Regions from separate parts of the Homo sapiens genome. Here region 2 is linked to region 1. A link is a contact called in ENCODE Hi-C data. All regions are on one chromosome and are shown on one strand. Each heading gives the region's core, a stretch centred on a gene start or an enhancer-like site at or near the end of the contact. The rest is flanking DNA. Distances are from core to core; before and after follow the strand shown. Region 1 holds the start of DTWD1 (DTW motif tRNA-uridine aminocarboxypropyltransferase 1). Region 2 holds the start of PIERCE2 (piercer of microtubule wall 2).

Region 1 (6,256 bases), core at 1,383-3,882:
ACCGCATCCCTAGAAAATGCATATACAGACACAATATTTTGCACACAATTTCAGGAGGTTTGGAGATCTCCTAGAGTCCATCTACGACCCAGGTAAGGAAGTTCCAAGCTTGGGAAGGGCCACGCATGGTGGCTCATGCCTATAATACTAGCATTTGGGAGGTTAAGGTGGGAGGATTACTTGAGCACAAGAGTTTGAGAACAGTCTGGACAACAAAGTGAGATCCCATCTCTAAAACAGAGAAAAAAAAAAAGCTTGGGAAGAGATCCTAATAGTCCCCAGAAATGAGAGTTGCAAATGCTCTGTTGGCGTCTCTTTGCTGCACATACGAAGCTAAGTTTCACCTAAACTCTCTTTGGGTTTGTCCTGGTGTTGCCTGAGGTTCTTACAGAGAAACATTTTGAGGCTTTAATAGTCCTGAGTTATTCAGATGATGGGATTCATCCTAAAAAATGAAATTTGATTGGAGTAGCTCAACCTGACTTCATTTCCCTGGGTAATGGAGTAGCTATTTAGTGGGAATGCATGTACCACTCAAAGGCCCAGGCATAGTGGGACTGAAAAATGTAGTTCCTGTGGATGTCATGAAAGTTACTGTGGTTGCCTGACATTTAACAGAAAACTACTGGTGAGTTTTTGGAGTTATCCTAGGGCACTGAAAGTGCATTCCTCCTAGAGATACCTCAGAAATATCACTTTGCAGTTCATGGACCTGCTATCCACATAACTAAATGGATATTAGTGAAGCTTTATATAAATAACCTTCCTCTAGAAAAATCAACCACCACAAATACCTGTAAGACAGTAAAAGAGAAATGTTTATGGCTCCACCTCTTAGTTCACCTATATACTCTCACTTATGGCTGAGGTGGCCACGTAGAAGAGGCCAGCAATTGTAAATCATGGGCAGCTCCCTCCAGTGGTCTCTGAAACTACATGATCAGGGCATCTGTCCTAACCGAGCCAACAGCCTGCCTCGACTGTGAGAAAATCATTGCAAATGATTTTATTGCAAATGGGGTTATTTAAAATTTTTAAAACATACTTGTTAACATCAAATATGTGCAAGGAAGTACAATTTGAGTCATGGGGGCTAAAAAGACTTAGAAAACATAAAGACTGTTCCTAAGGAACTAACAATTTTAACACCTTGATGGTGCGTCCATCATTCTGGAACTTAAGGCTAAAAATACATTAATTTTTTATTCCTCCTTCTACCCAATTTCCACCCCAAATTAATTATACTCACCAAGTTGCATCTACCTTGTATATAATCCTCTATCTTCACTCTCAAAGTCAGGATTCTAATTCAGTTCCTTATTAACTCATAGATGGGCCACAGCAATGTCTTAAACCTCTTTGAGTACTTATTATTAGTTCCACATATTTGACATGGAAAAATGCATTTATTGTGGAGGTACTTTAGTGAATCTATCCCCTCCAGCATTCAACTCTGTAAGAGCAGATTCCTTCCCTGATCTCACCTATTCCTGATTCTTATGCAACAGCAGGAACTCAACAAACACTTGTTAACTAAATCAAAACCATTCTGCAAAACACATCCAGTAAGCATCTCACTACTGAAGTATCTGACAAACTACCTTTATGGGCCGTCTGCAGCCTAGCACAAGTGGCAGGCTGGCAATTTTTTTTTCTCCAAAATAATAACAAAAAGCTTCTACCTCTTCCATTATTGTAAGCTGACTCACCTCCCAATGGAACACTATACAGACTCCCCTGTCCTATATTGTGGACCAATTCAGTATTAGAAAAAAACCACTTCCAATTTTCTTTAGAGTGTTTTTAAGAACTTGGTCACATAGGACCTACAGGTCCAACATTCATTTTTCATAATCCAAGGTAGTAGTACCCTTTTTCATATAGGATCAATGGCCTCTCCCACACCACCCGCCATATGGTAACAAACTGTCTTGCCTTCGTTTTCATGGTGCACTGGGTTAGTCCTTACATGCTGCGATCTACAGTATTGATTTTACCATCCAACTTTGTGGGCCTGGCGACTGAAAATGTTAATATACTTCCTTATTTGTCCTACATTCCCAATAAATAATTTAGACGTAAGAAACAGGCTCTTTTGCTTATTATGTAACCACAACCTCAATATTTTAAATACACTGCATGGCATCACTAATTCTACGTCTGTACTACGCTTCCCCTTCCGTGATAACCAAACCCCCACAAACCACTCCAAATACTAAAAATAAAATAAAATAAAGTATGGGGTTCCTAGGGAACTGACTTTGCCAGGACATACTTTTCGTTGGGGCGGAATGCACCGAAAATCATTGGTAGGAAAAATAATTTTTTTTTTGAGGAAAAATTTGGAAACCTTTTTCCCAAAGGGCCCGCAAGATCCTAAAAAAAGCAAGAGACCGCGCAGAAACCGAGGATCCCCCTCACAGGCGACACCCAGCGCGACCTCCGCTAGGGTCCTGACAAAGAATGTCCACTTCCCGCGGCCGCACCTCTGGGGCCAGACCACTGGTCTCCAGAGAGGCGCGGGGACCTCCACCAGGGATCGGAGTGGTACTCAGACCTGCACACCCGCGAGTCCTCGAACAGCTCCACACGTCTCCAGCTCCGCCCGAGCCCGAGCCACGCGCCGGGCCGTGATCGCGCACGGACCAGACGGAGCGCTTTCCGGGAGACACCAGAGGGAGGAGCCAGGCAGTTACTAGCGTCGTTGCTAAGGCAGGGGCCGCGCACACCGCACACCGCGCGGCTTAAGCAACAGGCTGGGACGACAGCGGGGGGGGGGTTAGACGGGAAGTTCCGCCTCAGCCTCTCAATCAGCGGCGGTGTCGCACTTCTCCCGAGAGGCTCCGGCGAGGGGCAGGGCCGCGTTCGTCCGGGACCCGCCTCAAGCCTCGCAGCCTTTCACCCAGTTTCCTCCCGATTCTTGCTGGGACAACAAAATTGGGAAGCGGTTCTCGAAACATACTGTCAAGGCGTAGTTGCAGTGAGTTGTGAAGAAATGTTGATCCCAGAGAAAAGTTTGCATTTTGCCCACCTCAAAGATATTTTGATTGTGAGAACTTGGTTACATTAGTCTTTCGTGGCTATATCAATATCATTATTTCGTGTGCTGTGTGGTAATGAAAGCTATTAGAAAAATCATTTGTATCTTAATGATTTAGTTTGCATAAAAACACGCATATAGAGTTAAGAGTACTTTGTGTTTTTCCACTTTGAAGTATAATATGTGGATAAGTTATTAGAACATTTGTCCGTGCCTCTCCCCAAACAATGCGCAAACGGAAGTGCACTCTAACAACTAAGATTTTAAAACACAATGGTCAAATGTTGAGCAATGTTTTATTGACTACTCTGAATTTATCAAGTGGTAGATAAAGGACATTACAATGCCCTAGAAGTGCTCACGATATCAAGTAAAGCATGTTAAATTCAAGTACAGAAAATGCAATATTCTTACTACTGAGATAAAAAATGGAATTTAATAAATTACAGGAATTTCAAGAAAGCTGAGAATGGAGTGGTCAATAAAGGCTTCTTTTTCGGACTTGGGTAAGGCCTTGAAGAATGATTTAGGTTTAGGACAGTGTTTTTCAACTGGAAAGGGGATTGTGTGGGACCCATTAGTGGAGGTCTTGACCCATTTGTAAGCAAGGAAATCTCTTTAAACTTAAAAAAAAGAAACAATATAGATTGGAAATATCAGCGCATGTAAGTAAATTTAGTGTTAGTTAGTAAAGTACTGCTTTATGGAGCTTTTAATTGTATATATGCGTGTATGTGTGCACTAGGGCTTGTTTGTAAAATGTATTTCTTACTGTATTTCAAACCTTAAAAAGTTTGAAAGCCAGTGATTTAGGGAGAAAGGTGAATTTTCTGGGTAGGGAAAGTAGAATAGCAAAGTCTATAAGCCAAGAAGAATTCACAACCATTTTCCTTTTTAGTTTAACTCTAAATTTTATCAAAGTAGTTAAATTGCACAGATTAAAAAGCAAATAATACTACTTGTTAGATTGAGCATTGGGTTGCTATCGTATGTAATAAATTACTCCAAAATATGGTGGCTTAAAACAACCATTTTATTATGTTCACAGGTGGTGTTGTCAATAGGGCATAGTCATCAGCTTTTCTTTGGTAACTCAATTAGAAAGACTAGAGTGGGCATGCTAGCAGAGCTTCTGTAACTATATGGCCGGGGTTTCCTCACAGTATGGCAGCAAGGTAGTCAGACTTCTTAGCTTAAACTCAGAGCTCCAAAGGGAGTGTTGCAATGAACAAGGCAAAAATTGCCTGACCTTTTCTGACCTTGCCTCAAAAAGTAACGCGGTGCTACTTCCCCCACTTTCTTTTGCTTACAAATGTGTCAAAGTCCTGTTCCATTTTAGGAAAGGAGACATAGATCCCTCTTCTCAAAGGATTGGCAAAGATTTCTTGTCCATGTTTTAAAACCAGCATAGTGAATTTACTTCTGTAACAGAAAACCCCAAAATATCGGTGGTTTAATACACTTTTTTTTTTCCTCACAAAAGATCCATTGTGGCTATTTCTAGGCAGACGAAATGTTAAATTCAAGGCCAGATGTTTTTATTTTTAATGGTTCTGCTGCCTTCTAGGACTAGCTTGTTTGACAAGAAAGAAAGTATGGCAAATTACCCAAGGTTAACTCTAAAAATGACATGTATCAATTTGGCCACATTCTGTTGGCCAGAATTTAGTCCCAAGGCCCCCACTTTAACTGCCGGGGATCCTGAGAAATGTAGAGAAACACACACATATTGGTGAGCACTAACAGTTTGCCACATTCTAGGTTAAAGAAAACCCTGTAGTACCCAACCCTTCTACTCTATTCTCAATTCTTCTCACCAAAGGAAAATTCAAGTCTTTTAAATATTTCATCTGTTACCCCCATGTCTAAATATACTTACATTGCAGTTTCTTGATTTTCCAATTTCAGACATTACCCACTGACTTTCTCCTGTGGAAGGCAGTGATAAAGGTCTTTTGTAACAACACCACCTCCAAGTGTGTGAACATTCCCTCTCTACCTCATACACTCTTCTTGTCCCTTCACCTGTCAATAGTGATATCATAGGCTTTGGCTAAATCAACATTTAGTGTTATCACTACTGTCTAGGTAAATGTCATTCAACCCCAAGGCACATAGTATACTAAGATCGCATTAACTTTTAATACAACTTTTTACTTTCCTTTCTCTTAACTGCCATTTTTAATGTATTATTTATCTGTTCTCAAACACTGGCAAACTGCTAAAGCATCACAGTGAAATACATCAGTTAATCCAGTAGATTTTTTTTCCTTACAGATACTCTTCCTACAGCGTTACAGCCTTTAGTTTATTTAGGATTGCTGGTTTCTCCAACATAATACTGCTCTCCTGTGTGTTAGATCCCTTGTTTCCTTTTTCTTTGTTTAATCCCTTTTTAAAAATGAACTACATTCTCTAATACCTTCTTGGAAAAAGGTAAATAGGAGTGTAGTAGATAGAATAATGGCCCCCAAAGATGTCTATATCCTTACCTCCAGAACCTGTTGATATTTTATATGGCAAAAGGAACTGCATATGTGATTAAGGAGATGGGCTAAATTACCCTGGATTGTCTGGGTGGCTGGACATAATCAAAGAGTTCTTATGAGAGGAAGACAAGATGTCAAGAGAGGGGAGAAGACTCTACACTGCTGGCTTTGAAGATAGAGGGAGGAGCTCTGAGCAAAGGATAGCAGGTGACTGCTAGAAGCCCCTTTTCTCACAAAAAGATCTTCTGGGAGAAAAAATTATGTGTATTAAGCCATTGATATTTTGTGTTTTTTTTGTTACACAAGTAAATTTACTATGCTGGGCGACAAGAGTGAAACTCTGTCACACACACACACACACACACACACACACAAAACATGAAAGGAGCATAGCCCTGCAGACCCATTTCAGATTCCCGACCTCTAGACCTGTGAAATAATAAACTTTGTGATTTTTTAAGCCACTTTGTTAGCTGTTTGTTACAGCAGCAATAAGAAACTAATATGAGATGAATTTTTTTTTAGTATCTTGCAAATCTGAAAAATGCCACACATTTAATTGATGCTCTGTTTATATTTAAATTTACAGATTGAAAGTCATTTTCTGGCATAATCCTCTAAATTATTGTTTTTTTATCCTCTGATTCTTGTTTACTTTAACATTTTTGTTCTAGTTTCTAGAAGATTTCTTCAGCTATTTTTCACTAGACTGTTGTTGAATAATTTA
Region 2 (5,954 bases), core at 3,455-5,954, 5.8 Mb before region 1:
CCTCCTGGGTTTACGCCATTCTCCTGCCTCAGCCTCCCGAGTAGCTGGAACTACAGGCGCCAGCCACCGTGCCCGGCTAATTTTTTGTATTTTTAGTAGAGATGGGGTTTCACCGTGTTAGCCAGGATGGTCTCGATCTCCTGACCTCGTGATCCGCCCGCCTTGGCCTCCCAAAGTGCTGGGATTATAGGTGCGCACCACCGCGCCCAGCCTTAATTTTTATAATTTTTTTGTAGGGATGAGGTCTTGCTATGTTGCCCAGGCTGGTCTTGAACTCCTGGTCTCAAGCAATCCTCCTGCCTTGGCTTCCCACAGCACTGGGATTACAGGCATAAGCTACCATATCAATCCCCAGCTTTTAACTTAAAAGTACTATAAAACCATATTCAATCTACTCTTCATCAACTTTTTCTTTTTTTTGAGACAGAGATCTCACTTTGTTGCCCAGGCTGGAGTGCACTGGCTGTTCACAAATGGGATAATAGTGCACTGCAACCTGGAACTCCTGGGCTGAAGTGATCCTCAGGCCTTGGCTTCTCAAGGTGGGACTTCAGGTACATGCCACAGTGTCCAGCTTTCAGTCAATTATTAATGTTCTACCTGAATAGTGTCCCTACTAAAGTTTTTGAAAGTATTTTTCCATGAATAAGGGGACTGAAAATATGAATCAAATATAAAGCAATTTAAACTTGGACAAGTCACTTAGATTCTCTGTGCCTAAAATTTGTTTGTAAAACAGTGGAGCCTGGATTATTTGACCTCTCAGATCTCTTCTACCAACTCCACAGAATTTATTAACCTTATAAACTTGAGGCAGAATCACAGTGTAGTATACTATGTTTTCATGTTTTGCTTTATTTTAATGAGAATCATAAGCGAAAGAGGGCTGGATGTGATATATTGGAAGAGTAGCACAAGGCAGCAACTATGACCTAGGTTCTCATACTTTATCATTTCACCTTTATTTGTATATTATCTGTAAAACTGGTAAATAAAAATCTGCCATAGTTCCTATGGTTGTGGAGATTAAATGAAAGAAAATTTGATGTAAATGGTGAATCACTATATGAATGGGATCAATTTTTTTTTTTTTTTTTTTTTTTTTGTGGAGACAAAGTCTCACTCTGTTGCCCAGTCTGGAGTGCAATGGTGTGATCTTGGCTCACTGCAACCTCTGCCTCCTGGGTTCAAGCAATTCTCCTGCCTTAGCCTCCCAAATCGCTGGGCTTAAAGGCGTGCGCCACCACGCTCAGCTAAATTTATTTATTTTTTTTTGTGAGAAGGAGTTTTGCTCTTGTTGCCCAGGCTGGAGGGCAATGGTGCAATCTCAGCTCACCGCAACCTCCGCCTTCTGGGTTCAAGCCATTCTCCTGCCTCAGACTCCCGAGTAGCTGTGATTACAGGCATGCACCACCATGCCTGGCTAATTGTGTATTTTTAGTAGAGATGGGGTTTCTCCATGTTAGTCAGGTTGGTCTCGAACTCCCAACCTCAGGTGATCCGCCCGCCTCGGCCTCCCAAAGTGCTGGAATTACAAGCGTGAGCCACCGTGCCTAGCCTAATTTTTGTATTTTTAGTAGAGATGGGGTTTCACCATGATGGCCAGGCTGGTTTTGGACTCCTGACCTCAAGTGATCCACCTGCCTCGGCTTCCCAAAGTGTTGGGATTACAGGTGTGAGCCACTGCGCCTGGCCAAATGGAATCAATTTTTATCACTATTTTATTTTATTTTTTGAGATGGAGTTTTGCTCTGTCACCTAAGCTGGAGTGCAGTGGCGCAGTCGCAGCTCATTGTAACCTCTGCGTCCCAGGTTCAAGTGATTCCCCTGCCTCAGCTTCCAGAGTAGCTGGGACTACAGGTGCCTGCCAACACACCTGGCTAATTTTTGTGTTTTTAGTAGAAATGGGGTTTCACCATGTTGGCCAGGCTGTTCCCAAACTCCTGACCTCTGATGATCCGCCTACCTCAGCTTTCCAAAGTGCTGGGACTACAGTCGTGAGCCACCATGCCTCACCAAATTTTATTATTTTCTTTTTTGCAGGTTTACCTCAATGTATGATCTTCCAGAAACAGTTCTGAAACCTACAGGTTAATGACCTTGTATTAGCATAATATGGTTTGCTAATATTCACTTAATACTCATAAGTTTGTAGTTGGCAAAGCTGGAAATAGAACTCAGGTTCACTGAGTGTCATCAATGTTATTCTCATCAGATCTTGCTGTTTATTCTTTTTGAAACTGCTTATTAATTTGCTTTAAATATTAACAACACAGATACTGGATAATAGTAAATCATAAGAATTTTAAAATTTTGATGGTATCTCAACTGATCAGCTTTTCTTAAATTTTCTAGGTTTCCTCAGCACAGGGGAAAGCTTTATAGGTGGAAGGTGGAGGCCCTGTGACTTGCGCAGAAAAGTACCACTGTAATTTACTTTTATGGGCACCTAAGCAGGTTGCCCAGGGCAACTTGTAGATTTTGTTGTTGTTGTTGTTAATACTATCTCCTTCAGTCACTGAGAACTCTTTTTTATTTTTTTATTTTTTGAGATGGAGTTTTGCTCTTGTTGCCTAGGCTGGAGTGCAGTGGCGTGATCTTGGCTCACTGCAACCTCCGCCTCCCGGATTCAAGCGATTCTCTTGCCTCAGCCACCCGAGTAGCTGGGATTATAGGCATGCGTCACCACGCCCGGCTAATTTTGTGTTTTTAGTAGAGATAGTGTTTCTCCATGTTGGTCAGGCTGGTCTCGAACTCTTGAACTCAGGCGATTCGCCTGCCTCGGCCTCCCAGAGTACTGGGCCTTAAATGCTGGAATTATAGGCATGAGCCACCGCGCCCAGCTGAGAACTCTTCTTGTTATCAAATGACCCTCTTTACTACTGGTTCTAGAATTTCGTTCAGCTTTGGCTCAAAACATAATGCAGAAAACGAAATCTAGTAAAAACAGAAGACAAATTAGCTGATAAACTTTGTTGGCATAATTAGTACCATAAAATCTGGAAAAGCTAAATCTTAAATTAAAAATTTTTTAGATTTCCAGGATAATTCACAAATGTTTATAGATTCAGAAACAAAAGGTCCATTGCTTTATACTTTACATCATAGACAACCACTGCAGTTTTCTAATATGGGTTTCACCTTCTTCAAACCTGATATTCTTAAAATGTGGAGTTCAAACTGACTATAGTTAAGAACGAAACAAATAGCCAATACAAAGAATAATAAAAGGATGAGTTCAAATTATCTGCCACATGTCATCAACTTTTATTAAATGATAAAAAGGTTAATTAAAATTGTAAATGATTTTTCAGAAGAAATTACATCTTAAAATTGGCCTGTGAAAGTGGCTTGAAAGGTATAAAAATCTACCAGTAGCTGGTATTAGCTTTCTTAGTAATTTAATTTTCAGTTAGAGAAAGCCAGACCACTTTGACCTTTCGAAGTCCTTTGGTATAGATACATATACATTTAAAAAGATAAATGAAAACAAGCCATTGATTAATAATGCCCATCGCAGAAGCTGTAATTATAAAATTAAGATTTTTTGATGTCACTGTTGATGTTGAATATAGTTAATAGAAAAGCAAAAATAAAAAATAAAAAAGGTCTAATTTTGAGGCACTCTTTTGTCTCTGCTCAGGTCCACCGTCTTCCTTGCTAATGTTTACGTTTATTATTAATTTTTCCATTTATTTATTTACTTTTACCACAATTAGGGGACAGAGAATGAAACCTAAACTTTTTATTGCTTCTGTAAAGAGTGAATATAAATGTAAGATTTTTTTTTTTTGAGACGGAGTTTTGCTCTTGTTGCCCAGGCTGCAGTTCAGTGGCGCAATCTCGGCTCACTGCAACCTCTGCCTCCCAGGTTCAAGCAATTCTGCTGTCTCAGCCTCCCAAGTAGCTGGGATTACAGGCCCGCGCCACCTCTCCTGGCTAATTTTTTGTATTTAGTAGAGACGGAGTTTCACCATGTAGGTCAGGCTGGTCTCGAACTCCTGACCTCAGGTGATCCACCCGCTTCGGCCTCCCAAATTGCTGGGATTACAGGCGTTGAGCCCCGGCGCCCGGCCACCAAATCCTTTTTCAAAACAACTCCCTTCTTTGACACAGTGCAATTTAAATAAGTATACAATTAACAAAGTACGTTTTTCTTGTTCAAAACCATCACTGAACAGTTTGCAACAGTAGGGTATGAATGCATACAATCTCGATGGTCTTTACACCTTCAGAGGCTATTCGGACTTAAGGAAACGTGCATTTACAAGTGTAAATGTAAAAGCTCAGTAGTTGCCTTGTAAAGTGCTTTTCGGGGTTGTGGGGTTGGGGGTGGTAGGAGTAGGTGGTGCCTCAAATTATACTAGCGAATACCAACATTCCCAAACATCTAGCCCTCTGCCTAAACTCACCCGGTTGCGGTCTGTCATTTTCGCTCTTCTTTGTTAATTTTTTCGGCAAAGTCAGTTTTCATGCAGCAGATGGCAAGAAAGCCGGTGAACGCCTAGGGACGTGGCCTTTTAACCGCACCCAATTAAAGCAGCAAACAGAAGATGAATAGCTGGGTGGATCAGTATGTGTAAACCTATCCGTTTAATCCGGGGAGCTGTTTTCCCGGGTGAAACCACGAATTCTTTCTGGAGGTTGCAACTCGTAACCATAGCAACTGGAAGTGGTCGCCGGCTCCCGGATGTTGTGGGGATCTGCGGCCGCCTGGCCCAGCTTCCCGCAGCCGCCCGGCGGCGGCCTGCGCTCCACTTCGGGAGTGGTAGTTCTTCTCTTCACCGCTGCCGGGCAGGAGGCGCAGGCGGGACTACGCGTCACGGCATGCACTGCGGCGCCCAGCCGGTCACCGCCTGCCGGCTGCAGACGCCTGCGAGCAGGTTGTTTTTATAAGAGGCGTCATTGGCGCCCGAGCTGTGACCGCCGCCACTGGGGCAGCCAGCACAATCGGGCGGAGGTGGCGCTGCCCCTTCAGGTACTGTACTAGGCGGGCTTAGACCCCGGGAGGGGGTTTGTGCCGACTGTCTGAGTCCCTGGCCGACACGCTCGGCTCAGTAGAGGAGCAGTGGCGGGGTCCGCCTCCTAGGCTGGGGCTGCTCGGGCGGGGACTTGACGCCTGGTGTCAGCGGCCGCACGGGCGACCTCCTCGGGCCGTGCGCGAGTGCACAGCTCCGGAGGCCCGAGCCGACCCTGGGGCGTCCGGTCCGGTGGTCTTGCAGCCTCCAAACCCCGAGTGCTATACCGAACTGCGCGCCAAGGGTGGGAGAGCTGACGGCCTGGGCCACCCTTCTTCCTTCACTGGGCAGGCTTTGAGGTGCTTGTCGGTCTGGACTGATGAAAATCCATATGGTAAGATGTTATGTGCGTCACCCTGCCGGGTTTAATGCCAGCCTGTCTTTTGATGACATTTGAGCCCCCGTGATGTCAGGAATAGAAAGATTAAATATTAAATAATGCCCGGAGACTTCCGCTAGCACGCCAGCCTGATGATGATCAAATACCTCTCCATATCCTTCTCCAGTTCCAGTGGCCTCCTTTAGCTTTGGTCTCCCTAATCGATTTGTCCTCATTAGCAGCTGTCCCATGCAGTGCCTTGTACGCGTTGTTTATGTTTAGCACTATTGGGAGCGCCAAGTAAGGTATTTTATTGAGTGGTGAAGTTTGCACTGTTCTGCTCTACTTTTATTGAAAAACACAGTTGGGCATTCTTGTAGTTAGAATAGCTAACTATATAGTACTATGAATTTTAGATTTGTCTCCTCCAATCTACAGGATAGTGCTTGAAATATCGCTATTACTGCATCGTATCTTTTAAGATTAGAATCATATTGGGTCCCACACGTCTCAGGGGATATTTATCACACACATCCAGTGTGAATGGTTTACTTTTATTTTCTGAGTTCAGGTCATATAGCAGAAGATGGAGATGGTGAGGGTATTATTTTAATTCA

What was found. Hi-C counts contacts between places; a loop is a spot of excess contacts on that map. Pooled maps may share reads with other maps.
Region 2: a loop to region 1 is called in a map of B cell, with 27 times the contacts of the local background. The contact joins the promoter of PIERCE2 here to the promoter of DTWD1 in region 1. A Hi-C loop is called at or near these places in 2 of 168 maps with a recorded cell type or tissue (B cell and naive thymus-derived CD4-positive, alpha-beta T cell) and 7 of 50 pooled maps.

What each region holds. Positions count from the first base shown.
Region 1 is chr15:49,617,424-49,623,679 of GRCh38, reverse strand. DTWD1 (DTW motif tRNA-uridine aminocarboxypropyltransferase 1) reads right to left here and starts at 2,632. Exons shown (of 5, transcript NM_001144955.2): 1 at 2,558-2,632. FAM227B (family with sequence similarity 227 member B) reads left to right here and starts at 2,862. Exons shown (of 16, transcript NM_152647.3): 1 at 2,862-2,980. RefSeq lists an enhancer at 2,401-2,520.
Region 2 is chr15:55,407,245-55,413,198 of GRCh38, reverse strand. It overlaps PIERCE2 (piercer of microtubule wall 2), which reads right to left and starts at 4,704. Exons shown (of 2, transcript NM_001198784.2): 1 at 4,413-4,704. The coding sequence starts at 4,430. It overlaps CCPG1 (cell cycle progression 1), which reads left to right and starts at 4,840. Exons shown (of 9, transcript NM_001204450.2): 1 at 4,840-4,978. All of the region lies in intron 8 of DNAAF4-CCPG1 (DNAAF4-CCPG1 readthrough (NMD candidate)), which reads left to right. RefSeq lists enhancers at 4,461-4,660, 4,711-4,980, 5,341-5,620.